Regions from separate parts of the Homo sapiens genome. Here regions 1, 2 and 4 are each linked to region 3. Evidence: chromatin loops called from intact Hi-C (ENCODE). Cell type or tissue: dorsolateral prefrontal cortex. All regions are shown on one strand. Each heading gives the region's core, and the rest is flanking DNA. Links, peaks and the distances in the headings are about the cores only.

Region 1 (8,100 bases), core at 1,182-6,181, 290 kb after region 3:
AAATATTTTCTTACTTAATCCTCAAAGCAACTATATGCAGGAAATACCTAGGGAAAATTCTCATTTTCTATTTGAGGAAATTGAGGCTCCACTAAGGTTCAAAGACTTGGAATTCTCTTTCCTCACATTCCTGGTGGGCACCTGCTCGTCACTCAGGACTCTGCTTAAATGTGATTCCTCAGAGAAGCCTGTGCTCACCACTTAGTCTCAAGCAGTCCCCCTCTGGGATCTCTCATAGCAGCCTGTTCTTGGGCTTCATATTAGTTATGTATTATAATGTAACAAATTGCCCCCAAACTTGCTTAAAGCAACACATATTTGTTATTTCATAGTTTCTGTGGGTTAGGAGGTTGAACATGGCTTTTTGTGGTCCTCTACTCAGTCTCTCACAAGGTTATAATCAAGGTGTTGGCTGGGGTAAAGTCTTATCTGAAGGCTTGATAGGGGAAGGATCTGCTTCTGAGCTCTCATGCTTATTGGTGGGCTTCAGTTAATTGTGGGTTGTTGGACTAAGAACCTCAGTTCCTTGCTAGATGTTGGCCAGAGACTGCCCTCAATTTCTTGTCATGTGGATCTCTCCAACATGGCAGCTTGATTCATCAAAGATTGCAAGGCAGAATCTTCCGGCAAGGTACAATCACAATCTTAGGTAACCTAATCATGGAAATAACACGCCATAACCTTTGCCATATTCTGTTGGTAGAAGCAAGTAGCTAGGTTCAGCTCACACTTAAGCAGAGAAGATTACACAAAAGTGTGAATACCAAGAGTCAGGGTTGTTGGGGCTATCTTAGAGTCTGTTGGCCACATGCTCACAGTATTTAATCCAAATTCCATTAGGTTTGCTTGACTCTTGTCTGGCCCGTTACATAGACAGCTCTGAGGACAGGGTTTGAGTACAGTTCTAGCCACAGGATGGAACATGGAGCCTAGTACTTAGTAGGTGCTCAGTAACCTTGTGTTGAATAAATCAATGACTTGTTCAGGATCACACTGTGCCTAAGGCCTTGGGAGCCCACCCCTTGCATCAGTGTGGCCTAGATGTGAGACATGGAGTCAAAGGAGATTAATTTGGAGCTTTAAGATTTAATGACTGCCCTGCTGGGTTTTGGACTTGCATGGGGCCTGTAATCCTTTGTTTTGGCTGATTTCTCCCTTTTGAAATGGATGTATTTACCCAATGCCTGTATTCCCATTGTATCTTGGAAGTAATTAACTTGCTTTTGGGACTTGCCTGTCTCAGATGAGACTTTGGACTATGGACTTTTTTAGTTAATGCTGAAATGAATTAAGACTTAGGGGACTACTAGAAGGGACGATTGTATTTTGCAACGTGAGAAGGACATGAGATTTGGGAGGGGCTAGGGGCAGAGTGATACGGTTTGGATTTGTGTCCCTGCCCAAATCTCATGTCAAATTGTAATCCCCAGTGTTGGAGGAGGGGCGTGGTGGGAGGTGATTGGATCACGGGGGTGGATTTTCCCCTTGCTGTTCCCATGATAGTGAGGGTGTTCTCACAAGATCTGATCATTTAAAAGTGTGTAGCATCTCTTTCGTCACTCTCTCTTCCTCCTTCTCTGGCCATGTAAGATGTGCTGGCTTCCCCTTCGCCTTCTGCCATGATTGTAAGTTTCCTGAAGCCACCCCAGCCATGCTTCACGTACAGCTTGTGGAATTGTGAGTTGATTAAGCCTCTTTTCTTTATAAATTACTCAGTCCCAAGTAGTTCTTGATAGCAGTGTGAGAATGGACTATAATACACACAGCATGGCACCAGCAGCACTGTGGTAAGTCAGGTCTGTCGGTCAGCAAAACTCTGATCTTTTTACCTGAGTCACTCCCTCCCATGAGCATAAGAGGGAAATGGGTAAAGTATCGTTTTGGAAGAAACCATTATGCTGCCTGATAAATGCCATTGGAGGCCCTGTTCTTTCCAAGATTGTTAAGTTACAATGTGAGTTACTTGGTAGAACTTCACTTCCTGGATCATGGAAAATTGACTTTGATGTCCACTAATTGATGTAATAAATTTTCCTTAGTTTTATTTTCTATTTATTATGATAATAATTGAAAGGGCTCAAACATCTCCTAGAATTTGAAAAAAGCATAGGGAAAATTCTATTGTTTTTAACCTTTCATAACTTTTTAGCCTTGGAAGATACAAAGTCCAGTTAGGATTTAATAAGGAAAATACCTATCATGGTATAGTGGAAAATGTCAGATGGAATAAGTTTGAACCCTAGTTTCAACTGTAGCTTTGTGACCCATAGAAAATTTCTTAACCTCTCTGGACCACAATCCCCATATAAAAATGCTTTTTACACTTCAGTGTTGTGGAGACTTTCAAGATACAAAGTCCAGTTAGGATTTAATAAGGAAAATACCTATCATGGTATAGTGGATAATATCAGAGGGAATATGTTTGAATCCTAGTTCCAACTGTAGCTTTGTGACCTGTAGGAAATTTCTTAACCTCTCTGGACCATAATCCCCATTTAAAAATGCTTTTTACACCTCAGCGTTGTGGAGACTTTTAAGAGAGATTATGGGTGTGGAGCTGCTGATGTTTACTAGGCTTTCAAAAAATGGCAGTTTCTTCATGCCTCATCAGAGACCATAGAAGGTAAAATAACTTTAAAATAATGAGAAAATAAAATGTGCAAGAAGGCAGGATTTTTTACTACCACTTCCTAGTCCAGGATTAAGGAGAAATATACACTAGCGCTCTAATTTAAGAAGGAAGACAGATTCCCATAAGGATCAAACTATCTGGAAAACAACTTCCAAACACTGGGGAGTGGAGGTCGACCATTGTTTCAGTGCTGTGACTGAAGCAGTCCTCAGTTTAGCTGAGTTTTCATTCTTTTTTTTTTTTTTTTTTTTTGAGACAGAGTCTTGCTCTGTTGCTCAGGCTGGAGTGCAGTGCTGTGATCTCAGTTCACTGCAACCTCTGCCTCCAGGTTCAAGTGAGTATCCTGCCTCAGCCTCCCGGGTAGCTGGAATTACAGGTGCCCACCACCACACCTGGCTAATTTTTATATTTTTAGTAGGGTTTTACCGTGTTGGCCAGGCTGGTCCCTAACTCCTGACCTCAAGTGATTGGCCTGCCTCAGCCTCCCAAAGTGCTGGGATTATAGGCATGAGCCACTGCACCCGGCCTTCATTTTACTATTTTTTGAGGAATCCCAGAAACAAATGGGGAGAGTGCTCTTTTTCAGAAACCATCAGATCACCAGAGATGGAAAGAAGATGCCACATTTTCACTATTTCTGTTCTATGTGGCAGGATAAAGTTTGAAACATGACTTGTGTTTCGTTCTCCTTGTTTTTCCTATTTCAAGAAGGTTATTGGGACTTCAGCTTCTATTGCTTCTAGGGAAATGTGTTTCAAAGTTGATCAAAGGCAGGCTGTTATTTTGGCTTTTGTCTTGGGTAGCCTGCCCCCTAGTGTGAAACTGGAGCAAGAAATGAACACCTGTGGGAGCAGGGAGGTCAAAGCTCTAGCGGGGAGGAGAAACAAATCCAGGACTAGAAAGGGACAGGGGCTGGTGATTTTGTAAGTAGCAGGACCCATGTCCTCTCCTTCACAGTGCCTGAGACAGGAGGTGGCAGGACCTTAGAGTGGGGAGGATGTGCAAGGCATAAGAGTTAGGTTTCAGGCTTCCTACTTGAGGCCCGGCCAAGGCTTGCATATCCAAGCCTGGTATGAAGTGGATTCTATGGGTGTTCTGTCTACATCTCTAGATCCCACTCCTTCTGTGTGTTTCTGTGGACTTCCAACTGCCAGTAGGTGCATCTCGGTGCCTTAGGTGTCTCTCTAAAGCTTTGGAAGGCTGCTCTGCTCTTTTTTAGAGTAGGCCAATAGAGCCACAGAATTAACACTCCTGGGAGCAACCCTTTACCAGTGACTCCAGGGAGCTGGAGTATAAAGGCCCCAGTTCCCTTGCCCTTTAGTTGGTGTACTTCCAAAGAGGGGGCTTTGCAATGTTTCCCATAATTTTCCTATGAGATTAAGTTCTGGTTACTCAATCCTTTAATTACTGTCTTTCCATTTCTGCCTCACTTTCTCCCTCCCCTACCAGTGTTGCCTTCACCTTCTAAATAAACTACCTCTCTGCTCTCAAATCCTTATCTCAGGGTCTGCTTCTGGGAACCTAAAATAAAGCATCAGGAAAGCAACAGAGGACCTCTCCTTCCATAGAACCATGGCAAGGACATGGAACAATTAGCAGTAACCAGTGTAGAACAATAACTGGAGGACCCTTCCTGAATTTTTGTTGTGACATAGATCTCTGTGCCTTCATGTACCTCAGGAGTGTGCAGAGTGTAGCAGAGGGCATAAGGGGTCCATCTAAGTGACTGTCAGAAACAACTGAGAAAGACCAAAGTGGACAAAGAAAAGATAATGAAGTGTTCTATCTAAACACACCTTTTCTGCTTATCTCTGCCTTTTACTGTCTTTGAGCTATAGAAAACTGATGCTAGTGAAAAGGATTTTCATCTATAGAAATGCAAATTAGCTATGTCAGGTGGGAGGTGATTGATTATTTGCCCTATGGACAGGCCAATTTGGCATCTATTTGCAAATTGACTTTGCATTTCTTACCTGCATAAATAGGTGTGGTTCTTTGAACTCCTCTTCAGACTGGTTCCAACTAGTCTGAACTCGAACCTTATTAGTTCCCTCATTATTTAATGAGTTAAATACAATTTTGGGCCCATGTTCATTTTATATTTGTGTGAAAGTCATGATTACACGTTTTAAAAATGTGTATCCTTTAACATGACTAAGATTAAATTCTCTCTAGCTTGGTGCAATGGGCACAGAGTTAGATTTAAGGAGCCCTCTGGAGGGATACACAGCAATTTGATAACTTTGATTGTTGCTTTCAGGAAGGGAAACTGGGTGGCTGGGGACAGAGGTGGAAGGGGCAATTTTTTTTTTTTTTTTTTTTTTGAGACAAACTCTCACTCTGTCTCCCAGGCTGGAGTGCAGTGGCGCGATCTCAGCTCACTGCAACCTCTGCCTCCCGGGTTCAGGCGATTCTCCTACCTCAGCCTCCCGAGTAGCTGGGATTACAGATGTGCGTGCCACCACACCTGCCTAATTTTTGTATTTTTAGTAGAGACGGGGTTTTACCATGTTGGTCAGGCTGGTCTCGAACCCCTAACCTTGTGATCCGCCTGCCTCGGCCTCCCAAAGAAGGGGAAATTTTTATGTGTATTCTTTTTCTCTTGAATTTGGAATCATTACCCAACCAAATTATTAAAATTATCAAACAAAAATTAAATAAATTAAAATTAATTTAAAAGAAAATTAATAAAGAAAAATATTACTTTAAAAATGTAGTAAAACATTTTAGTATCTTTAGTAACCCTTTTGCCATGAATTTGGAGTGGAGGGAGGGTAAACAAATTTTTACTTAGACTATTAGGATTTTTTGGTGGAAACCTTTTGGAAGTATTACACACAGATTTGGAAGATTGAGAGAGATTAATACACATATTTTGGACAAGGATAATCTTTGCAGCTATACATACGTGTAGCAAATATGAATTCTCCACAAATTCAGATGTGCAAAACATAGTTGTTAGTTTCTCCAAATCATTTTTTCCATCTTAACAGCTTTTAAAAAGTTAATTTGTTCTAAAAGGTAATACATTAAAATGGTGCAAAATTCAAAAGGCATACAAATATAAAGTGGATAGGAAGGCATTTAAGTAGATGACAGCTTTTTGTTTCAAAATTTTGTGCTATTTTATGTTATAGCGTAACTATGCTTGTTTTAGAATAAACATGTTTATCTTCATTGTTAGAAAAATTGATGCTCTAGGGGGTCAGTTGTATCTGTCTCATCTGCTCATACCACCCAGCACAGAGCCAGGCAATTCAGGAGTCTCTGCACCTCTGTTTGACGAGGCATGGCCACCTCTTCATTGAGTGTTTATTATTTTACCTTTGTTAGACACTAAGTGAATTAGTGAAAGTCATGCAGGCCATGTTAGTTGATTGGAAGGGGAAAAAAGTTGTTTAATTTTATTGCAGGGAGTTTAAGCAATTAACAATAAATCTTTTTGGTCAAGGTTTAATAGTTGAATAACTTATTCAGTACTAGGTTTTCTTCTGTATTGTGACAATAAAAACAAATCTAATTCCAGGTTCCACTAATTACTTGTTGAGTGCTTTAAAAATGTAATGTGTTTATATAAACGCTTAACAACTATTATGTGCTGTTGTTTGGTTTTGTTTTCTTATGGGTAGGAATTCCAATTTCCCTTTTGACTAACTGGGTAAAATAAAGTAATAACTTTGATTTTTATTATAGGTTGCTATCTACCTGACAAAAAGCTTGATACTTAAACTAAAATAGTATATATAGGTTGAAATTTTCCCCAATTGTTATTGATGTGTAAAGGCAATTAAAGTGTTTAACAGATTCTGGGGCTGAGTTTTAATCTAGAATACCAATAATTCACCTTCATTTCAAATTTTTATCCAAATAGCTTCATCTTAAGTCACATAGGTCTCTTTAATTGCATCTTATAGTTTTTTCCTCTAGATAATAACGTTAGTTTTAAGTGTGTTTGAAAAAGGATTTATTCATCAACACAGGTAGCTAAGGTTTTATACTTCTAGCTAGAGCGAGCTGCACACATATGCATATATGTATTTAATTTAAGTTTGTATAAGTACTCACATATTCATAAATCCTAACAAACTTCAAAGTTTCTAAATACAGTTTATCTGTAAAATTGAGGTATCAGTGATGACCTCATAGATTTGTTGAAAGAATTGAATGACATATCTATGTAACATGCTTAGAATACTTCCTGACACAAAGGAGTGCTACATATATGTGTTTATTACTATTATTAGTAGTAGTATAATTTGCGTTGTATTGGTGAAGGATCATGATAATAGAAGACTTTCAGAAGGAGGTGATATTTAAGCGGAATTTTGAAGTTTGGAGAAAGAAGAGAAAGGATTAGTGAAGTGGAGAAAGACACAGAGAGTGAGCACAGCCTAAGGCACCAACAGTATATGCAGGGAAGTTCTGGGGTGAGAGGGAGACTAAAGTGGGCTATGCTAATTCATTTGGAATTTATTCTAAATATCAAGCAGGAGCCATTAAAGACCTCTCCATTATAAATGAGATAATCAAATACTTGTTTATCCTAAATACACATTTATCCTAAAGAAGTAGCTAAGCAGGTGCCCAAAGATGTATGTATGTTCAAGAATGCTCATAAAATATTGTCTCTAGTATCAAAAATTTGGAAACAACCTAAATATTCAGCCGTAGAAAATTCATTAGTTTATACTGAAGTCATTATGATGTTTACATGCTCTTATGTATTGACATGAAAAGTTGTGCAAGATTTCCTGTTGAGTGAAAAAAACACAACAGCCAGGTTTAAAAATAGTTATAGTATTGTTTTGCAAATATATGTACATGTTTATATGAGTTGGTATGCTAGGAAAATTCTGGAATGTTTACATTAAGGAGTTAGCAGTAGTTATTTTTTGGTTGTGGAATTCAGAGTGATTTTAATTTAATAATTTTTATTTTTGTTATCTATGTTTACCAGTCATTTTATAATAAATATGAATTAGTGATTTGATTAACATAACAAAATGAAAGTAGTTATATTCTGCGGCATTAATGTTCATCAATGAAGGGGAAAAACTCTTCTGTGCTAGAGGGAACAATCTTAGTAGAATGTGTGTGGAGCCATGGGTGGAGGTAGGATTTCGAGAAGGTGGGTGGGAGGAGGGCTTATAAGCCTAACTCCTACTGCATTTACCCCTCCTGAAACCCCATTTATCTTCTCCCTTTCTTGGCATATCTTCCTATTGAGACAGAGATTCTCAGCTGGCTTGCTGCTAACATCTTGTCAACCTTCTCAGATACTCTGCTAAATTTTGATCGAAGTGTAAAAATGCATTTTTGCTAGAACCGCATATACCATGGCAAGGTCTATAGTGTTGTGAGGGACATGACGTTCTATCTAAGTCAATCCCAGTTCCATGTTACTTCTGAAATTTTTATACTTATGTAACAGTATTACACACACTAGCCTTGAATGATGGAGAGATGGG
Region 2 (6,102 bases), core at 1-5,000, 170 kb before region 3:
GAGAAGAGAGCGGGAAGCGATGGGTCCACCCACCTCGCACCCCGCGCTTTGGGCGCATGCGTCTAGGTTCAACCTTGTCCAGCCGTTTTCACGGAGGGAAGTGGCGTTTCTAAGGGGGAGGGGCCTTGACTCGGCCGGAAGTAGCGTCGGCGCGGGAGCTGAGCGGAGTGGCCTTGCCACCGGAGGGGAAGGGCTGCTGGCGTTAGGCCTGGCTGGGTCGTGCGGCTGAGCGTGAGGCTAGAAAGAAAAAGCGATCCTCCAAGAGTGAGAACGGGAGATCTGCCGAGGATAACAACCTCCCTTGTGGCCGAAGGGCGGGGGATCCCCACACGAGGGCTCCGCTTCGAGAGACGGCGACAAAGGAAAGTTCGTAGCGCGTTCCGGAGGCCCGGCCACCTCTGAGAAGGGAGACGACGCTGCTGGGTCCGCTGAGCGGGGCGACCCGAGGTTAGTGGAGACGGATGCTGTCTTTTGAAGGCCTTAGTCCCTGCCCTGGTGAAGCCGACTGCGAGGTTCCACAGGGCGTGCAGGCAGTCCGGGGATCGTTGCGAAGGGGGGTGCGGGCTAACTTAGCTGCTGCCGTTTCTAGATGTGCAGCTGTGTAGGCCCTGTTTACAAGTGTGCATAAGGACAGTGTATTAAGGGAGAACTCAAGAGAATGGAAAGGTCTTTCGGGTAGTGGTTAAAATAAAGAAGAGTAGGAACTAGGTTTTTAAATTTTAAATGAAATTATATCAGACAGAACTTCTGTTGGATCTCAGGATGCACCATCCAAAAATAGGACTGTAGGAGACCAAAATATGCCACCCTACAATATACTTCTAGAGTATATTTTGAGCTGGTATTCTGATAAAATGCAGACACAGGAGTCGCTCTGAAAATCTGTCCTGTTGTAAAAGAAATTGACATCTACAGAGGAAATATACATCAGTAAAGGATCTGTATCAGAAAGAGGGCAGCTCTGCGATAATTTTTGTTACCTGGGAGATCTTATCTGCATACCAAGACAACTTTTATTCACCGTATATTTCCTCCCCTCACCTTTCCACAACTTTGTGGCCACCATCCCCCAGAAAGCCGCAAGCCCCCATTTCTTGAGTAGCGTAGGATGCTGTATAATATTCAATCATCTGACCATGGTGGGACTCCTCTGCGTATGTAATTAAGTACGGGTTTTTTTTCTTGTTAATGTCTATGTCAGGTTAATTTGTAACCCAGCCAAAGAACCTAGGAGGATGGAGGGAAGCCGTTTTTCCCTCTCCTACACCTCAGTAACCTACTGCCAGCTGAAGAAATAGAACATTACTAAAGCCACCTGTACATCTTTCTCCTTTTGAATTACCTGCCCTCCGAAGAAGTAATGGATTTTCTGAATTTACTGTTAACTTTTACCATGCAGCTTTCTATATCTTAATGACATATTTTAATATATTAATGACATGAATAAATCCCTGAATGAGGATATTGTACTATTTTGCATGTTTTAACCGTTAAATGAATAATTATATGTGCATCTGGCTTTTTTCAATCAATATTGCTGTGGTTCATATTGATATGTTCATAATAGTAACTTGCACTTAATTAACCTTTATTATGTGCCAGACACCATGCTAAGCACTTTACTTCGTTTACTGCTCACAAACCCTGTAGGATAACTTTGATCTTCTTTTAAGATGAGGAAACTACGGCACAGACAGGTTGCTATAGTACTCCATTGTATTAATATGCCATACCTTATCCATTCTCCTGCTTAATTCCTCAAACTTTGTAGATATTCAGCTGCTAGTTAAGAATGTGGTAACATTTGTGTTGCCCATAATTTTGCTTTGTGACGTTTCTAATATATATTTTTTTATTTTTATTTTGAGACAGAGTCTTGCTCTGTCGCCCAGGCTGGAGTGCAATGGCGCGATCTCGGCTCACTGCAACCTCTGCCTCCCGGGTTGAAGCGATTCTCCCGCCTCAGTCTCCCAAGTAGCTGGGTTACAGGCATGCACCACCACACCTGGCTAATCTTTTGTATTCTTAATAGAGACGGGGTTTCGCCATGTTGGCCAGGCTGGTCTCGAACTCCTGACCTCAGGTGATCCACCCGCCTTTGCCTCCCAAACTGTTGGGATTACAGGCGTGAGCCACCGCGCCCGGCTAGTATTTCTTTACTATATTCTATTTGGCTGTCTCACCAACAGAGACATCACACCATTTTGTCAGTTACAGAAGAATGAGACATCTGGCCGCCAGAGGTCAGCCTAACTATATTTCGGTTAGTTTTTTTTTTTGTTTTGTTTTGTTTTAATGGTTAAAGCCATGGGGGTATTGGTTCAGTATTTTTTGATATTATAATCTGAAAATATTTTTTCAAAGGTGCTAGATTAAATTTAAACAACATAGTATACTGCCTTAAAGCTTACATTTTTCCTGACTTTTGTACTGTGAAACAGAACAAAAACAATTATGGGAAAGTAAGAGCCTTTTTAAAAATTTTCTGAGTAACATAATAACTGAAGTATAGCCAATTAGTAATCTCACAGGTGCAATCTGGTTGAAGTGAAAATAGTAAAAATATTAGAGGACAGCACAATTAAAAGCCAACAGCTTCTCCTGTCTCAGTTAATAAAGACTTACGGTCCACGACAAAGAATGAATACTCTTTTTCAGATTGAACAAGGTAATAGTACTATAATCTAAACTTAGAAGTATTACATTGTTTCTTCTTAAAGTTATAAGCAGTTTCCTTTATATTGCTGTAGTAGCATCATATATGTTGATCCTGCCTTAAAAAAATTATCTCATTTGTCTTTGTCTAACATTACCAAATCACCAAGATATAACTTGGAACTGTTCTCTCCCTGGAGTAAAATAGAACATGCTTGTGGTAGTTACTTACTGCAGGCCTTTGCCATTCTCTGACTCTTTTATTTACTGAGCCACTCATATATGCCAGACACTGTGCTAGGAGTGTGTGAAAGCCAGAGAAATACTCATTAGAGGAAAATTGCTGACCTGAAGCCATACCATATGACCTTATTAGCACAACTCAGTGTATTCGATAATGAAAATGTTCACTGACTTTGATTTTGGAAATCCCCCCTACAGAGTAGCATAAACGAGACATTGATATTGTCTCTTTTCTCATTTAAAGCTATGCCTTTAAAGGCCACCCATGTTGCTGTATATACTTGGAATGTGTTTCCACATTTTACCAGTCCGCTTCTCCAGCGATAGGAACCTAGAATGCTTCTAATTCCTGTCATCACAGATGTAGCTTCAGGGTATATCTTCATACATGTTGTTCATACGGGAATTTCTTTGCTATCTATGCCCAAAAGTAGGATTGCTAGATCATGAGATGTGCAAATAGTTTGCCTAAGTAGTGCTGCCGGACTGTTCTTCCGAACAGTTACTCCACTCTGCAATCCCACCAGCAGTGCCAGTTCCAAAAAAGAACTCACTGACACTTGGTGTTATCCAGCTTTCTTATTCTACCAAACTGATAGCATAATGTGATCATATTGTTCATGCCTTGGGATTTTCTCTTCTATAATTTGGATATCTTTGTCCATTGCTCATTTCTTTATTGAAGTTGCTTTCTTAAAAATTGATTTAACTTTGTCCTTGGTATCTTTAGTTCAGTCCAGAAATGATTAATTGTGATGTGATTAAATTCATTTTTTGGTCTGGTGCTTTATGCTTTTTTGTTTAAGAAGTCTTTCCCTGGCCTCATTTCACAAAGATATTCTGTATTATATTTAACTAACTATATAGTTTTACCATCCCCATTTAGGTCTTTAATCCATCATGAATCCTCCCTTATACATGTCATTATATGTATATGTATTAAATGGTTTTACTTTTCATTTTTTTCTTAACCTTGTTCTTAATTTTTTCTTAATTCTTATTCCAATACAGTTTTACTTTTTTTCATATAATGAGCCAGTTGTACCAATAATATGTACTAAACATATCCATTCACCCTTAGTTTATGTGCCAACCTTATTTTATATTACATTCCCAAATTATATATAGCTCTGTTTCTAAGCTCTATTCTGCTCTATTGGACTATTGTCTGTTCTTATGCTAATCCTACCTTATTTTAATGTCTGTGACTTTAGTCATAGGACATACCTTGAAGAATAGGAACTCCCTTACTGTTTAAACAGTTCATTTGGCTATATGTGGAATTTTATTCTTTCTATATAAACTTTAAGGTTTGTTTATAGAGTTCCTTAAAAATTTGATTGGAATTGTATAAATTAATAGGGAGAAAGTTGATATCTTTATGATATTTGTTCCATCCAAGAGCATGGAATGTCTGTATTTTAAATTATCATCTATATTGTTTATTAGGTCTTACATATTCATGATTAGTTCCTAGGTTCTTTATAGGATTAGGTTTTTGTTGTTTGTTTTTCCTTCTGTGAAATGTCTTTATATATGGTCTAGTTAGTATTGCTGGTATAAAAGTTAGTATTGCTGGTATAAAAGTTAACAGTGCCTGAGTTGAAACACTGGCCCCGTGACTTACTAGATGAATGGCTTTGATCACGTAACTTAATCCACAGGTAAGATGGGGACAATAAAAGTACCAACTTTTAGGGTTGTTAGAAGAATTTTAAAATAGTTAACATTTGTGCAGTTACTAGAGTAGTACATGGCAAATAGTGTTATATGAGTAATTAAATTAATGAATATTCATAGGTTAATTTCAGATCAGGAACATTGTTGAACTCTAATAGTTTGTATGGTTTTTTAAATTGGATGATATCATCTGTAAGCTAATAGTTTTATCTCTTCCAATTCTTAACGTATCTTTTTCCAAAAAGAGAAAAATGTTGATTAGAACTTTCAGTACTGTGTCAGACAGTATCAGTCTCAGTCAACATGGTTATCTTTAGCTAATTTCACTTTTTGCTGTTGTTGTTGTTGTAGAGAAGAGTCTCATTCTGTCACCCAGACTGGAGTACAGTGGTGTGATCATAGCTCACCACACAGCCTCCAACTCCTGGGCTCAAGCAGTCCGCCTGCCTCAGCCTCCCAAGTAGCTAGAACTAAAGGCACACACCACCACGCCTGGCTAAATTTTTAAAATTTTTTTGTAGAGACAGGGTCTTGCCATATTGCCCAGGCTGGTCTTGAACTCCTGATCTCAAGTGATCCTCCACCCTTGGCCTCCCAAAATGCTAGGATTACAAGCATGAGCCACTGTGTCCTGCCCCTGACTTCACTTTTAAAGGAAATGTATCTCATCTTATTCAGGATAATGTTTGCTTAAAGATTTTGGTAGATAACCTTTACCAAGTTGAGAAAGTTACATTCTCTTTCTAGTTTGGTAAAAATGTTTTGTCTTTTAAATAATAAATACATGGTGGTCAGGAACTAACAAAAGTTATCCACATTCAATAAAATTCTCTCTTTTTTTCCTTTAGTTCTGGTAATTTATACTTTTTTTTAATTTGAGCTATTCTTACTTTCCTGGGATAGGCCATATTTGATAATAACATTCTTTTTAATGTACTGTTGGATTCTGTTAAGTGATATTTAGGATTTTGCAAGTGAAGTGAGCCTATACTTTTCTTGTTTGGTTCATCTCTAAGTTTGGGATTTATTTTTATTATCTTTATAAAAGTAGCTGGTCAGTTTTCATGCTTTTTTCTTTTTTGTGGAACAGCTTATATAGAATTGGTGATAGGATCACAACTTCTGAGGTCCCAGCAAGAGTCCTAACATCTAGCAGCTCTACCACCAGGACAGGCCCCCTAAAACTAATTCCAACAAGCACCTCTGAAGGTAAAAAAAAAAAAAAAAAAAACTTTTATAGCTCTCTATTTGGAGTTTGGGGCATAAGGGATCAGCTTTTGCAAAAGTAATTTTCTAGGCTAAAACTGCATACAAACTGGCCCAGTTATGTACCAACAAAGAATTAAAATGGCCCCAGACTTTGCTCCCCAATATTGTGATTGTAAGAGCTATTACCAACAGGTAAATTGGCCTAAGTCTGTGAGATAGAGAGGGAAGAGTCTGTAAGACTTCTTGCTCAGCATTTGTTCTGATTTTAGATATCTTGAAGTTAGGTAGGCAATAATGTTATCCAGTGCTTTCAGG
Region 3 (8,100 bases), core at 1,842-6,841:
GGTCAGGAGTCCAAGACCAGCCTGGGCAACATAGTGAAACCCCGTCTCTACTAAAAATAGAAAAATTGGCCAAGCGTGGTGGTGCATGCCTGCAGTCCCGGCTACTCGGGAGGTTGGTGAGGGGGGATTGCTTGAGCCTGGGAGGTGGAGGTTGCACTGAGTTGAGATCGGGCCACTGCACTTCAGCCTGGGCGGCAGAGCCACAATCTGTCTCAAAAAACAAAACAAACAAAACAAAAAACCTGGCCTGTCAGGGCTGTTGTAGAGTGCAATGGAATGTGTGCAGGAGGCTTGGCATGTCCCTAGCATGAATGAAACGCTTGGTTAATTGTAGAAGTGAAAAACCTATCATCAATCCTGAACTCAGAGCCTTTCTTCCTCTTGTTGGAAAGCTTTTAATACAAATTCAATTTCTTTAAAGACACAGGATATTTCATATTATCTATTTCTTAAGTGAGCTTTAGCAGTTTGTATCTTTCAAAGAATTCGTCTATTTCATCCAAGTTTTTGAATGTCCTAATGCCAATCATAAAATTGCTCATAATTTTTTTTGTCATTTTAATGTCTGGAGGATTCCTTTTTTTTAATATTTGTCAGCTGTGTACACTGAACCCTGTTGTGTTGGCCCAAAATTGCTTTGAGCCTTGACTGTGCTTGTTCATTTATTTTCTTTTTTTTTTTTTTGAGACAGTCTTGCTCTTTTGCCCAGGCTGGAGTGCAGTGGTGCCATCTCGGCTCACTGCAACCTCCACCTCCCAGGTTCAAGTGATTCTTCTGCCTCAGCCTCCTGAGTAGCTGGGATTACAGGCGGACACCACCATGCCCAGCTAATTTTTTTTTTTTTTTTTTGTATTTTTAGTAGAGACGAGGTTTCACCATGTTGGTCAGGCTGGTCTCGAACTCCTGTCCTCGTGATCCTCCCGCCTTGGCCTCCCAAAGTGCTGGGATTACAGATGTGAGCCACCGCACCCAGCCCAATTTAATTTTCATAACCACTTCTTTTGATAAAGGTGAGGGATAAAGATTCAGGGAGTGGCCAGGTGTGGTGGCTCACGCGTGTAATCCCAGCACTTTGGGAGGCTGAAGCGCATGGATCACCCGAGGTCAGGAGTTCGAGACTAGCCTGGCCAACATGGTGAAACCCCCCGTCTTTACTAAAAATACAAAAAATTGGCTGGGCCTGGTGCTGGGCGCCTGTAATCCCAGCCACTTGGGAGGCTGAGGCAGGAGAACTGCTTGAACCCGGGAGGTGAAGGTTGCAGTGAGCCGAGATCGTGCCATTGCACTCCACCCTGAGCAACAAGAGCAAGACTCCGTCTCAAAAAAAAAAAAAAGTTCAGGGAGGCTTTCCACTGCAGTGTAGTTGTTAGGGAAGACCTGGTCTCCCAGGTCTCAGAGTCCCAGCGTTCAGGCCATACTGATAGAGAATCTCAGCCTCTTGCCTCCCCGCCTGTCCCAAGTGAAGAGTGTGTTTTCTGGGGCTCCCCTGCAGGGCTGCTCTCCATCACTTCCACCTGAAGTCTGTCCCCATGCTCAGGTTTCTCCTTCTGAGATGGGAGGGTGCTGAGAAGGGGTCCCATAGTGGGGGTTTGTCCTGGACTCCACAACTCAAGAGACTTCAGCTCTTCTTCCCACAGGTGTCCTTAGATCACAATTTCTCCCCACCCAGATCTCCCAAACTGGGCAGCGATGAGGGAAATAAACCCCAGAGCCCAAGGGGTGCCATCCCTGGAGCTGGGCAAGCCTGGCTGTGCTTTCATCCACCACAGGTTCCTGGAGGAGACTCAGCAAGCCCAGCGGGCCAGGGAGGTGGAGACACTGCGCCAGGAACACCGGAAGGAGATGCAGGCCATGGTGGCAGATTTCAGTAGTGCCCAGGCCCAGCTCCAGGCCCGGCTGGCTGCCCTGGAAGCCGAGTAAGTGAGGCCTCGGGCCCCAGGGAGGGTCTTGCAAATGTACCATTCAGTAGGGTGGCCAACTCACCCCAATGACCCTGGGATTTCCTGGTTTTCAAATTGAAAGTCCTGGGTTCTGGCCAGGCACGGTGGCTCATGCCTGGAATCCAGCACTTTGGGAGGCTGAGGCAGGTGGATCACTTGAGCTCAGGAGATGGAGACCAGCCTGGCCAACATGGCGAAACCCCATCTCTACTGAAAATACAAAATTACAGGTGTGGTGGCACACGCCTGTAATCCCAGCTACTCTGGAGGCTGAGGCAGGAGGATCACTTGAGCCCAGGAGGCAGAGCTTTCAGTGAACGGAGATCAGGACCCTGCACTCCAGCTTCAGCAACAGAGCAAGTTCAGGGCAGGAGGCGGGGTGTGGTGGGGGGAACTAGCCAGGGGCTCATCAGTCTCCCTTCATTTTATGAGGCTATGTTCCCCTTTTCTGCAGGGCAGTGGGAATTTGTGAGGATGAGCATTGGTTTAACCCTCACACTTCGAAGAAATCAGAAGGATCAGGGCTGCTCAATTAGAATTGTTATTCCCACTGGTCCCTCATGCAAACATATTGCATTTATTCATTCAACAAATAATTGTTAAGGACCCATTGTATGCCCAGCACTGCTTTAGGCTCTGGAGTTATAGCAGGGAACAAAACAAAGACAATGCTCTCATAGGCTCACAAATTCTGCTGAGAATTCGGATAAGAAATAAGCAAACAGGCTGTGCTTGGTGGCTCATGCCTGTAATCCTAGCACTTTGCATGGCTGAGGCTTGAGCCCAGGGTGGACTGCTTGAGCCCAGGAGTTCGAGACCAGCCTGGGCAACATTGTGAAACTCCGTCTCTACAAAAAATACAAAAAAAAAATTGCTGGGCATGGTGGTGTGTGCCTATAGTCCCAGCTACTTGGAAGGCTGAGGCGGGAGGATCGTCTGAGCTCAGGAGGTTGAGGTTGCAGTGATCTGTGATTGCACCCCTGCACTCCAGCCTGGGCTACAGAGAGAGAAACTCTGTCTCAAAACAAAACAAAACAAAACAAAAAAAATAGACCCTGTCTCAAAAAAAAAAAAAAAAAAAAAAAAAAAAAGCAAACAGTTAACATCATACCAGGCGGTGAAAGTGCTGGAAGACAGGATTGGGAGTGGCAAGGGTGGGCAAAACAAGGCCTCTGTGAGGAGGTGATGTTTAAGTACAAGGAGGTGAGGGCACTCCTGAGGCATCAGTGAGAGGGAGGGTGAGTGGGAGGAGAGGAGCTGGGTGAAGGGACTCCTGCCCTGATGGGAAGGAGTTTGGATGTGTTCAGAGTGCCCTGGGAAGCCTTCACAAGGCACTGGGCAGGAGTGACATGGCCTGACTTGCCTTTTCACAGGGTCACTTCTGACTGCTGAGAAGAAACAGGGGGAGGGGGTGACTAGCAAGACCATTTAGGATGTGATGGCAGCAAGCCAGGTCCAAACAGGTGAAGCCACTTGCCCAAGGTCAGGCAGCATTAATTCAGTTTAAATGTCACCTGTCTGACCTTTAGCCTGAGCTCTTAAAAACTTCTCCAGTCTCCAATACAAAGCAAATCATCCAAAAGCCAGCAGGAAAGGTTTTACCAGTTACAGTCTAACGGGCACTTACTATATGCCAGGCTCCCATTATCACATTGAATTCTCACAACCACCCAGTTTCATGCCCATTTTAAAGGAGAGGGAACTGGGGCCCACACACAGGTGAAATGATGCCCAAGGTCACATATCTAGAAAAAAGAAGAGCCAGTATTAGAGCCGGGTCATCTCACCCAAAGCCCTGGGCTCTTATCAACTCCAGTCAGTAGATTATCTGCACCCCCAGCCCTCCTCTCCTCACCACCCAGTTACTCTTCTCTGGCTTCACGCTGAAAAAGCAGTGGGGGCCGGGCGCGGTGGCCCACGCCTGTAATCCCAGCACTTTGGGAGGCCCAGGAGGGCGGATCACGAGGTCAGGAATTCCAGACCAGCCTGGCCAACATAGTGAAACCCCGTCTCCTCTAAAAATACAAAAATTTCCCTGGCACGGTGGCGCGCGCCTGTAGTACCAGCTGCTCAGGAGGCTGTGAGGCACAAGAATCGCTTGAACCAGGGAGGCGGAGGTTGCAGAGAGCCGAGACCGCGCCATTGCACTGCAGCCTGGGCGACAGAGGGAGACTCCGTCTCCAAAAAAGAAAAAAAAGGCCATAGGTACCGGCCACTGGCCGCGCTCTATGTCCGCCAGCAGATGGCGCCAGAGCATTAAGAGAACCTACGGGACATTTTCCTGCCCTGGTCTGTTCTCCCAGCAGCATCCCTGGCTCTTGAAGCCCCGCTGAGTGCAGCATCTATGTGCACACAGGGGCCTTTGCTTCCTGGCCCTGCAGCCTCAGGGGACCTGACAGAGCTGGAATCCTGGGTTCGGCAAGCCATCTCCCCAGGGGGCCCTGGGCAAGCCGCTGCTGCTATCTGGGCCTCCCTGGCCGGGCTGAACACAGGATGGCATTCCCATCGTGTGCACTTGTTCTCCCTCTTTGTTGAGTAATTGCTGTAAGGGGGACTTGACTGCATGCCTGCTTGGAACAGACTGAAAGATTCCGGAGAGAAGCCAGGGAAGGGAGCGTCCAGGCCCGAGGACCTTCAGCTCATTGGCCGCCTGCAGACCCGCCTGAAGGAGAGAGAGGACATCATCAAGCAGCTCACGGTGAGGCTGTCAGGGGGCGCCTCACCCACGCACCTGGCCGGGCACTGCGGGCTCCCCCGGGAGGGGCGTTCACTTGCACCCAGCATTTCTCTAGGTGCCCTAATATCTTACAAAGAATCCTTTCTTGCCGTGCGCGGTGGCTCAAGCCTGTAATCCCAGCACTTTGGGAGGCGGAGGCGGGTGGATCACTTGAGGTCAGGAGTTCGGGACCAGCCTAGCCATGTTGAAACCCTGTCTCTACTAAAAATACAAAAATTAGCTGGGTGTGGTTGTGGGCATCTGTAATTCCAGCTTCTAGGAAGGCTGAGGCAGGAGAATCACTTGAACCCGAGAGACAGAGGTTGCAGTGAGCCAGCATAGCGCCACTGCACTCCAGTCTGGGCGACAGAGCAAGACTGTCTCAAAGAAAAACTCCTTTCTTTTCTATTATTAAAGAAGACATACTCACTAAAAAATTAATACAGGAAAATAGGAGGCAAAAAAAAATCACTTTACTCCCAAGTCCAACAGCATTTGCCCCATGTTAATATTGGTTTTTTAACTTACAGAATTTGAGAAAATCTATAATGGCTTAGGTTTGAATTGTAGTAGAATTAGTGTTTTTATTGTTGATCTTCTTTTTGTAAAAATGACCACCTGTTTTCTACTTAGCAAAGCCACTCCCTAAGCCCCTTGGAAAGAACCCAGCTCCCTCTGATTCAGTATCCAACCAAGGCCTGCTGGTCATTTCTGCTCCTGCTCACCTGCCTCACTTCTGTATCTCTCTGTGCTTTGAAAATTAGGTGACATTGATATGGAATTATTGCTCATTTGCTACGTGTGAACAAAGGTATCATGGGTTTTTTTTTTTTTAAAGTAATCCTTATTTCTAAGAAATACATACTGATGTTTTTACAGAGAAAAATTATGTAATAACTGGAATTTAGTAATAATACAGCAGGAGAGAAAAAAGTGGAAAATGATACACACAAACAAGATCGGCCATATAGTTATTATAGGTAAAGTGGGGATGGATTTCATTACTCTCCCTATGTTTGTATATGTTAGGCAACACAAATGTCAAACAAGACAGAGGAAGAAAGGCGGCAAAATCCTTTGCATACCTGGGGGTTTTCTTTCTTTGCCTTAATTACTAACTTTCTGCATTAGGTTACCTTCACATGCTAAGAACAGTTGAATTTTCAATTTCCTAAGGCATCAGCTTGCCCTTTTCTTTACAAGAGGGGCTGGGGACATAAAAAAAGCAAAGGTGCTTCCTCAAAAGCTTCAGTGCCTGGCAGCTTTATTCCCACTGACTTCCCCTTCCTCCCCTGGACTTTCCTTCTCTATTCTGCCCTCACAGCCATCTTCCTTCAAGTCAAACCCAGTGCTGTGTGGTTAGGCTCATTTAGACTCAGTTGTATTGGTTTTCTAGGAAGAGAGAAGATTTCACTACGCAGCATTCCCCAGTGCCATGTCCCACCGGAATCGGTCTTTCTCTTTCAATCCTCACCCGGGATATTTGACCCCTTCCATGAAGGTAAATTGGTTCTAATGGTTTTAATGCATTATACAATTCCATTGGTTTCGTTTTTCTTAAAGGTAACCACAGGTTATTTAAGGGCTGGTGTACGCTCAGAAAAATATTCATTGGAAAAAAAAAACCCACTTGTTTATATCTATGGCTGGGCGGATTATGTGTGATTTTTATTTTTTATGGGATTTTGTATTTTCCAAATTTTCTAGAATAAATGTGTGTCAGTATTAAGAATAGCTCTATCTAGGTGATGGGAGGGAGAAGAGTAAGAATCTTCCACTTCTTAACTATTTCTGTACATATTTTTGGAATTTTTCACAATGAGCATATTCACATTCAATTATCTACTATCACAAAATCCTAAAGGCTCTTAAAAAATAGTATTTTTGGCTGGGTGCAATGGCTCACACCTGTAATCCCAGCACTTTGGGAGGCCGAGGTGGGTGGATCACTTGAGGTCAGGATTTCAAGACCAGCCTGGCCAACGTGGTGAAACTCCAACTCTATTAAAAATACAAAAATTAGCTGGGCTTGGTGGCAGATGCCTGTAATCCCAGCTACTCAGGAGGCCGAGGTAGGAGAATCACTTGAACCCAGGAGGCGGAGGTTGCAGTGAGCTGAGATCGCACCACCGTACTCCAGCTTGGGTGACAGAGCAAGGCTACATCTTAAAAACAAAAATAGTATTTTTAAAAATAGTTCACAGGACAATACACTTGTGACTTAACTAATGTCATCTCGTGTAGTTTTTATGTATCCCTCATTGTGACAAAATACAAGTTTCACTCCAGAAATTTAAATAAATGCATTTGAGGCTAGGGTGGGCCCATCCCCTGCTGGGGGTGTTACATGACCTTCTAAAATCTTAAACAAAATTGAGTTGCAAAACACATCCATCTCCAGAAGTTTTGGTTAAGAGGTTGTGAACATACATATTTATTTATAATACAAAATGAAGATTGGAGGGAAAAGTGCTTTAAAAAATAGCATGTAAGTGTATAAATGAAATTGTTGCTTCTTCTCCGATACAATTTTGATTGGGTGAGCATTATTTGCTTTTACAATAATGCTTTATTTTGTTTTTTGCATTGCATTGCACTAACCTGTCCATTAATACAAACAGAAAAAGAAGGTGGAGGACGTGCCCAGCCGCGTGGTCAGCGTGCCGAACCTCGCCTCCTATGCAAAGAACTTTCTGAGTGGCGATCTGAGTTCCAGGATTAATGCCCCTCCAATAACTACATCACCCAGCTTGGACCCAAGCCCCAGCTGTGGCCGGACCTACAAACCCAACCAGTCTACAGATGCAAAAACTGCCACAAGGTTTGGGGGATGTTGGGGACAGGGGCCCTTATTCTATTTCCCTGTAGATAAGAGGGGAAGTAGGATTCTTTCTAGCACCTGGTACCAAATTCCAGAAGGCCTTTTTTCATGGATGATTAGACAAGGGACACTGAATCACTTACCTGAAAACTTCAGCATGGGTTATACAAAAGGTGGACTCCATCTGGCCTGGAGGTCTGAATTCAAATTACAGTCTTCCTCATTCTTAGCTCTGTGGCCTTGGACAGGTCACTTGACCTCTCCAGGTCTCCATATACCTTGCCTTTAAAATTAAGATAATACAGCACCTATCTCATCAGACTGACGTGAGACTAAAGGAATTAATCCATAGGATGTGCTTAGCACAGGACTTGGCACAAAAATCTTCAATATAGTTTCAGTATTATTACTAACATTATTCCTCAAGATTTACTCTATCACCTTGGAATTCTAAAGTCTCTTAATCGGGCCGGGCTTGGTGGCTCACGCCTGTAATCCCAGCACTTTGGGAGATGGAGGTGGGTGGATCACCTAAGGTCAGGAGTTCGAGACCAGCCTGGGCAACATGGTGAAACCCATCTCTACAAAAAATACAAAAATTAGCCAGGTGTGGTGGTATGCGC
Region 4 (8,100 bases), core at 1,258-6,257, 160 kb after region 3:
TGTTCTTAGCATTGAGCGAGCCTCTATATAGTCTGGAGATACTCCTGGACTAAGCAAGTCCCTTTCTGGCCTCTGCCTCAGTTTTCCGTTTCTGGCAGAATTTCCTACTGCATTTTTGCAAATTATTTTTTTAGCTCTGGATAAAGTAATTTGGACTGAAAATCTGAGTAAGAGAAGAATTAAGATATCCCATCTCAATGGTTATCTAAGAACTGCAAATGGAAACAGTGAGATAGCATTAATAGTAGTTACCAAACTAGCAATGATTTTTAAAATGCAGGTGGTAATTGGTAAAGTGTAATTTCAAACCCTGCTGGTGGCCAGCCAAGTAGCAGAACTTTTCTGGCAAGTAATTTGAGGGTCTTACAACCCTCAAATATACCATTTGATCTAGTAATTCCATATCTTAAGTGTTATGTAATAATCAGCAACAAGGACAAAAAAAATAACAAATGAAATTCCTGCATCATTACTGAAATCTTGGAAACAATCCAAAAGACTAGCAGCACAGAATTGTTAAATAATCACCATACATTATGATATAATATGATTTGTGCCATAGAATAACTGCTGAATGGGAGGAGTGCCCTGGGCAGGGAAGGAGGTCCAGATCCTTTCTGGGGTGTATGGGCTGCTGTGAACCCAGTAGGGGTCTGCTTGACATTGAACTGCATCTGCTGTAATGGCCTAGGGGGTTTAGTCCCCTGCGCAGCTCCTCTTGCCATCTCTCTTCCTTAACATTGACCAAATGAATCCTTACTATGCTGTAGGCCTTGCTTTACAAGCATTGACCCATCTTCATGACTTTAACGAGGACACTTCTATTATTATGTCCATTTCACAGTTGAGAAGATTGTGGCATAGAGAGAAGTTACTTGCCCAACGTCACACAGTTAGGAAGCAGCAAATGTCAGGATTTGAGCAGGTATTCAGACCGCTCTTAGCTACTACATTATACCAGACTGCAAATAAGCCGTACAGTTAATTAGCACAATCTAGTTGTGCTAAGAATTATTAAAAATCACATCTTCAAATAATTGTTAGTGATATGAGAAAATTCTCACGGTACAGCGTCAAGTGAAAGACAGCATGCATGATATATGTTATGATATAGTAAGATGTGAGCCAGATGCGGCAGCTCACGCCTGTAATTCTAGCACCTTGGGAGGCCAAAGTGGGAGAATTGCTTGAGGCCAGGAGTTCGAGAGCAGTCTAGGCATCATGGCGAAACCCCATCTCTACCCAAAATACAAAAATTAGCTGGGCATGGTGGTGTGTGCCTTTAGTCCCAGCTACTTGGGAGGCTGAGGTGGGAGGATCCCTTGAGCTGTGATTATGCCACTGCACTCCAGCCTGGGTCCCAGAGCAAGACCCTATCTCTAAAATAAAATAAAATAAAATAAAATAAATGCAAGTTTTGCTGTATGACTTAATGAAACAGGAAAAAGAAATAAATTCCATGAGACAGGAGCAGTGCCATTTACTTGTCTGTTATTTATTTATTTTTTGGAGACAGCGTCTAGCTCTGTCCACCCAGGGTGGAATGCAGTAGCATGATCTCAGCTCAGTGCAACCTCTGCCTCCTGGACTCAAGCGATTCTTTGCCTCAGTCTCCCGAGTAGCTGGGACTACAGGTGTGTGCCACCACACCTGGCTAATTTTTTGTATTTTAGTGGAGATGGGGTTTCACCATGTTGCCCAGGATGGTCTCGAACTCCTGAGCTTAGGCAATTCACCCGCCTTGGCCTCCCAAAGTGCTAGGATTACAGGCGTGAGCCACCACGCCTGACCAACTTGTCTGTTTTTTAAACTCATCCTTGCAACTCCCAGTATGTAGCTCAGTGCCAGGCACACAGTAAGGCCACAGAGTAACTGCTGAACTGGCAGACTTCTCTCTATGTGTCACTCTTCTCAATTGTGAAATGAACATAATAATAGAAGTTTCCTCGTTAAAGTTGTGAAGATGAATCAATGCTTGTAAAGCAAGGCCTACAGCATAGTAAGTGTTCAGTCAATGTTAAGGAGCCCTGGGGAGGGAAGGAGGTCACGGTCTTCCCTGGGCAGTATGGGCTGCTGTGAACCTGTGTGGGGTTGGCTTGAACTGAATCCATTGTAACGGCCTGGGGGATTCAGTCCCCTGCCCAGCTCCTCTTGCCATCTCTCTTTTTTTGTGTTGTGCCAGAGCCATGTAAGGGACTGAAACTGGCGTGGCACAGGAACACAGGCACTCAGGCCAAGCAAAGATGGCCTTGCTGTTGAGTGAGTGAATTGCAGCTCATCTCTCTGTTGTGACCTTGTCCATTTCATGCGAAGCAACACTTATGGGTGGGCCCAGTGCCTGTTTGCTTTCAGGGAAACAGCACAGAAATCAGGATCAGTAAATTTGATGTTGAAGTCTTTTTATCCCTTGGACTCTCCCATATCCCACTCAGGTCCCCATCAGCACATTGTCACCTCATCCCTGCAATGGTCTGGCAGCTCTGCTGTGCCTCAAAGAGGCTCTGACAAGCCTCGCTGGGATGTGCAAGCCACTGCGCAAGGCTAATAATTTGGTGATTCTTTGAATAAATATTAAAAATATCTACTGTGCAGAAGTGAATTTTTGGTTAATAAAAATTTCATGCAGAATTCTTTTCTTTCTCTCTTTCTTTCTTTTTCTTTTTTCTTTTGGCAGGCCCTCGTTCTGTCACACAGGCTGGAGTGCAGTGGTGCAATCACAGCTCACTGCAGCCTTGACTTCCAGGCTCAAGTGATCCTCCCACCTCAGTCTCCCAAGTAGCTGGGACTATGGGCACGTGCCACCACACCTGGCTAATTTTTGTATTTTTTGTAGAGACAGAGTCTTATTATGTTGCTCAGGCTGGTCTTGAACCCCTGAGCTCAAGTGATCCTTTTGCCTCAGCCTCCCAAAGGGCTGGGACTATAGGCAGGAGTCACTGCACCCTTCCTTTTTCTTTCTTTTTAAAAATCTGATTTATTTCCATGGGTAGAAGCAGACCCAACATTTTGAAAATATATTTGTACCACGCCCTTTTTTTTATTTTTTTCTTTTTTGAGACAGAGTCTCGCTCTGTCGCCCAGGCTGGAGTGCAGTGGTGCGATCTCGGCTCACTGCAAGCTCCACCTCCCAGGTTCACTCCATTCTCCTGCCTCAGCCTCCTGAGTAGCTGGGACTACAGGCGCCCACCACCACGCCTGGCTAATTTTTTTTGTATTTTTAGTAGAGACGGGGTTTCACCGTGTTAGCCAGGATGGTCTCGATCTCCTGACCTCGTGATCCGCCCACCTCGGCCTCCCAAAGTGCTGGGATTACAGGCGTGAGTCACCGCGCCCTGCCTGTACCACGACTTTTTTTGGTAGTGTTTGTTCCTTAGCTACTTTCGCTCTCTGATCTTCTAAACCAGACTCCTTCGGAGGTGCATGAAAGGGCTTGCAATTTAGGTAGTTAACAGCTGGTAAGCAGCAAAGATGCAAACATGATCTGAATCAGCATCTTAGCTGATGGTGATAGTGGGCTTTCAGCTGCCAGTGAATCCAAGTGTATAAAAGAAAAAAAAAAACTCAGATGAGAGAAGTTTTCAAAATGTCCACTGGGTGGAGCTGTCAGTTTAGCTGGAAGCATGTTTGGCTTACTTAGCTACAAGTTACACCAGTGATGTTTCAGTGACTCTTAAAATTGGTGCCCAAACCCTTTCCTACTTCCTTCAAACCCAGATCATAATTACAACTAAATAACATTGGTGGGATTATTGTCAGTTTCACTCACAAGACTGTAAAGTTCATGGAAACCCTGAAGGTCAGGATTCCCAGAGATGCCGCTTTGGTCTTCTTCCTCTAAATTTAGTTGGTTATCAAAGGAATAATTTAGGGAGGTTATTAAAAATGGATTCCTGGAAACTTTCCCAATCCTGATTTAGTAGTAGTGGGGTGGAGCCATGTGTTAGTTATCTATTGGTGTGTAAACAAATCACCCCAAAACTTAGAAGCTTAAAAGAATAGTACTTATTATCTTTCACAGTTTCTGTGGGTCAGGAATTTAGGAGTGACTTATTTTGGGGTTATGGCTCAGGGTCTCCTGTGAGGCTGCTGTCAGATGTCAGCTGGGGCTGCCTTCATCTGAAGGCTCGACTGGAGCTGAGGGATCCACTTCTGAGGGTGCTGGCAAGCTGGATCCAGGAACAGTATAGGACAGGGAGGATGTGCTGGACTGGCTCAGATATATCCAGATGTAGGTGCTGTCTGGGCATGGCAGATTATTAAATGTTGGTTCTTTGGCTGGGTGCACCCTGTTGCATCCTCTGACCACAGCAACCCTGAAGCATACAGTCTTCTTCCCCAGCAGGTCTCCTCAGCCTCTAGGCTTCCATGGTCCCCTCAGCCTCTAGGCTTCCATGGTCCCCCATCCCTGCAGGGTCACTTTGTCTTTCCAGGCTAACTCCTGGGAAGTGTTCCTTTCAACATGGCTTGAGGTTGGCTCCTTCCCATATGGCCCACATCTAGCCTTGGGAAAACATGAGCATTTGCCCTCCTTCTTCACTCCCCAGAGAGGGGCAGGGAGAGGAGAAATGGTGCAAGATTCCAACAGCTCTCTGGAGACATTGTCTCTCTACCTCTTCCACCTCTCCAGCATCAAAGGCTGGTGGTGGGTATGCGTGGGATCTGACAATGGCTTCCTAGTCTCTTGATGGGTCCTGCACCAGTGACCTAACACTTTGCCTAGGAATGTGGGGACTTGGTACCTGTTGTGTTCTTGGCCTTTGCACATTAATGAAAACCTGATACAGCAAGTCCTTTTCAAGATCCTGTTCCATTTCTCCATACGCCAACTTTAAAGCCTTCCTAAGCATCCGACTCCAGCACCCGGGAGCTTCTTGACCTTCTCCACTTGAGTATCGCAGAGTTAAGTTGAACATGGTGCATCAGAGCTCAGTATCCATCCTGGGAGCCACATTCTCCTCCTCCCTTTCTGTCTTGAGTGGAGACACGGGGGTCAGAAACCACGTTATCCACAACCACTCTTACTCCCCACTCATCATCCCGTCCCTCGCCTCGCCCTGACAATTGTACCCCCTAATTATTCCTTGAACCTGCCCTCCTCCTGCCTCTGCACTCCACCTTCCTCCATTGCTTTAGCCCAGCCATTTCTCTCCTCTTCTCCACCTTGATTCAGCTAACTCCTCCTAGACCTGGCATAGTCATCCGTTCCAGGAACCCTTATCTGATAAAATCCCATCCCTTTGCCCAAAGGCTGGGCTGGGTCAGGTGCCCCTCCTACCGACAGTTTCCTGTGTCGTCATTGGCCACCTCTTGTGCCTCGCCTTGCATCCTCCCTGCCCACATTTTATTCCAGTCATGGCTGGGGCCACCAGCTTTGAGCAAGTGCAAGCTGACCGCATGTCCCTGGCTGTCCTGCCTACCTCGCTTTCTGCCTCTGGGCTTGCCTGACATTGAGGAATGGGATGTCTGCAGAAATGTGCCAGGCACTCACACATGCGCAAACCTGGGAGGGTGGAGAGTTAATGCTCCAAGGGGCAACACACTTGACCACTGGGAGACGGGCTGGTGGACGAATGTTCCCCTCCTGTCCTTCTGACGATGTGTCAGAATGAGGCACATCACTCTTCACCACTCCTTAGACAGCCTCTAGTGGCATCATTCCCAGTTACTTAGAACGTGATGCAGCTTGGTATGAGGTTGCTGCAAAAGTCATTGCGGTTTTTACCATTGAAAGTAATACCAGAAACCGCAATCACTTTTGCACCAACATAATAAAATGTGTGTTGGCTTTCCCTCCTGCCCTGTTTCACTCTTCCTATGCCCCTAGTCCCCAACTCTGCTTCCGAGGACCACTTCCTTAAATAAATTAGTTCATACAATCCCTTATCTTAGGTTTTGCTTGACTTGAGAGGGACACAAGCTATATTTAACTCAAACACTGCCTTTGTCAAATTAAGAGTATAATAGTTACTTGTTTATATTTCTGTCTCTTCACTCAACTACAAGTTCTTTAAAGCAGGGACTATGCCTCCTTTGTCATCCAAGTAATGCATAATAAGCGCTTGTTAAGTGAATGGCTCAGGGGTAGAAAGAACAGGCTGCTGGATGAAGCTGGAAACCATCATTCTCAGCAAACTATCGCAAGGACAAAAAACCAAACACCGCATGTTCTCACTCATAGGTGGGAATTGAACAATGAGAACACATGGACACAGGAAGGGGAACATCACACACTGGGGCCTGTTGTGGTGTGGGGGGAGCGGGGAGGGATAGCATTAGGAGATATACCTAATGTTAAATGACGAGTTGATGGGTGCAACACACCAACATGGCACATGTATACATATGTAACAAACCTGCATGTTGTGCACATGTACCCTAAAACTTAAAGTATAATTAAAAAAAAAAAAAAAGAAAAGAAAGAACAGGCTGCATTTACCCTTGGCAGCTAAAGTGCATGGGGCATAAAGCACCCTTAGAAGATGCTTTTCATGCGTTACCTCATTTAATTCTAATTTAATTCTAGAGCAACCCTAGGAGGTAAGTGCTGTTATTATTCCCATTTTAAAGATGAGGAACAAGTTGAGAGAGTTAGATATCTTTTCTTTCTTTTATTTTATTTTTTTGAGATGGAGTCTCACTCTGTCTTGCCCAGGCTGGAGTGCAGTGACATGATCTCGGCTCACTGCAGACTCTGCCTCCCAGGTTCAAGTGATTCTCCTGTCTCAGCCTCCCGAGTAGCTGGGACTACAGGCGTGTGCCACCACACCTGGCTAATTTTGTATTTTTAGTAGAGACAAGGTTTCACCATGTTGACCAGGCTGGTCTCAAACTACTGACCTCAGGTGATCTACCTGCCTCAGCCTCCCAAAGTGCTGAGATTACAGGCGTGAGCCACGGTGCCCAGCCGTGAGTTAGATAACTTACCCAGAGCCACACAGCTAGAGGAAAAAGCATCAGAATTTTGAACTCTGGTCTATCTCATTCCCAAGTTGGCCTCTTATCAACTCAATTAATTATTGGGGAACTATGGAGCTTGTTATCATTACAGGATAAAGTGCTGGCGGGGAGTGCATGGAGGAGAGGTGTCTTCGTGGGCAGGGGCTGCATCATGAAGGATCTCTGTCAGGTGGTTTTTATCTTTAGGCAACGGGGAACCTCTGGAAGCTTAAAACATTTTCTCATTGTGAGCCTTTCCAAGTGTCCTGGCATTAAAAATAAATAAATAAATAAATAAATAAATAAATAAAAATACAAGCAGTTTGAAGAACTTCTGCAAGGGGGCAGGCATTGGCAGCCGATGAGACAATTCGTCTTGGAAAACTAGCGTGGGAAACTTGGTTCAGTTTTCTTTGCCTAGTGGGGCCTCTGCTCAGCCCTGTGAGTGGATCTGAGATCGATAAGTCACCCCAAGCACTGGAGACCTGCTGCTGTTCACTTTGCCTTTCGCTCCTTTCCTGCCTTCCTGTCTTCTTCCCCTCACCCTTTCTCCCCTCATTTCTCTGGCTTACTTCACAGAAGTGGAAATAGGTTCAAAAATGTGTAAGTTGGTGCAAAAGTAATCGCGGTTTTTGCCACTAAAAGCAATAGCAAAAACCGCTATTACTTTTGCACCAATGTAATAGTAGCAGCTTCCTAAACATCGCCAAGTTTGCAACATCGTGAAAGCCCAATCCACCTTCAAACAACAGCACACAAACAGCAACAGTCATCGCAACAGCAGTGTAGACCTCAGTATGTCCGCCAGCCATGGGAAAAGGTCTGTGCCCTGCCGTCACGTATCAGGAGTCCCTGTACAGTGTCCGTCCCCTCTGCACACTTTGGAAATGGTTATTGATTCCAATTTAGGCTCAGGTGACATTTGCTGAATACCTACCATGTATCAGGCTTGGTGCTGTGAGATTGAGCCTATGTTATTTCATTGAATCTTCATACTCATAGTTTGAGCTAAGTCAGATTTTCCCTGTTTACAAAGGAGGAAACTGAGTATCAGAGAGGCTAAGGTCACCGGATTGGCAGGTCATGAAGCCATATTTAAACCAGATTTTTGAACTTCTACTGTAGTGTTCCTGCCTTTAAACCACACTGGAGTGGTTGGCTGAT

The links. Hi-C counts contacts between places; a loop is a spot of excess contacts. Peaks named below come from ENCODE experiments on the same cell type or tissue, not always from the same donor. Only the 100,000 strongest peaks of a DNase experiment are listed, where the experiment ranks them.
Region 1: it touches region 3 in a loop (4-fold over the local background); 3 of 110 quality-filtered maps call a loop at or near these places.
Region 2: a loop joins it to region 3, with 3 times the contacts of the local background. A loop is called at or near these places in 20 of 110 quality-filtered maps.
Region 4: a loop joins it to region 3, with 4 times the contacts of the local background. A loop is called at or near these places in 2 of 110 quality-filtered maps.

Annotation. Positions count from the first base shown.
Region 1 is chr4:17,342,984-17,351,083 of GRCh38, reverse strand. No RefSeq gene overlaps it. Among named protein-coding and RNA genes, the nearest start is that of SNORA75B, 26 kb to the right of the region's middle. In dorsolateral prefrontal cortex, for the core only: a CTCF peak has its summit at 3,403 (motif pointing left); no DNase peak of the experiment used is centred there.
Region 2 is chr4:17,804,792-17,810,893 of GRCh38, reverse strand. DCAF16 (DDB1 and CUL4 associated factor 16) reads left to right here and starts at 137. Exons shown (of 3, transcript NM_017741.4): 1 at 137-447; 2 at 5,669-5,787. RefSeq lists enhancers at 230-389, 1-468, 510-599, 2,219-2,368. In dorsolateral prefrontal cortex, for the core only: CTCF peaks have their summits at 106 and 2,230 (motif pointing right); DNase peaks (open chromatin) are centred at 43, 433 and 2,163; H3K4me3 peaks cover 3,846 bases; H3K27ac peaks cover 1,674 bases.
Region 3 is chr4:17,633,066-17,641,165 of GRCh38, reverse strand. It overlaps FAM184B (family with sequence similarity 184 member B), which reads left to right. Exons shown (of 18, transcript NM_015688.2): 14 at 1,770-1,916; 15 at 4,521-4,638; 16 at 6,053-6,157; 17 at 7,278-7,477. MED28 (mediator complex subunit 28) reads right to left here. Exons shown (of 4, transcript NM_025205.5): 4 at 7,061-8,100. Among named protein-coding and RNA genes, the nearest start is that of MED28, 22 kb to the right of the region's middle. RefSeq lists a silencer at 4,289-4,378. In dorsolateral prefrontal cortex, for the core only: CTCF peaks have their summits at 3,976 and 4,178 (motif pointing right); a DNase peak (open chromatin) is centred at 4,185; H3K4me3 peaks cover 1,191 bases; H3K27ac peaks cover 3,741 bases.
Region 4 is chr4:17,468,025-17,476,124 of GRCh38, reverse strand. No RefSeq gene overlaps it. Among named protein-coding and RNA genes, the nearest start is that of QDPR, 40 kb to the left of the region's middle. RefSeq lists an enhancer at 4,894-5,393. In dorsolateral prefrontal cortex, for the core only: a CTCF peak has its summit at 3,597 (motif pointing right); no DNase peak of the experiment used is centred there; H3K27ac peaks cover 2,423 bases.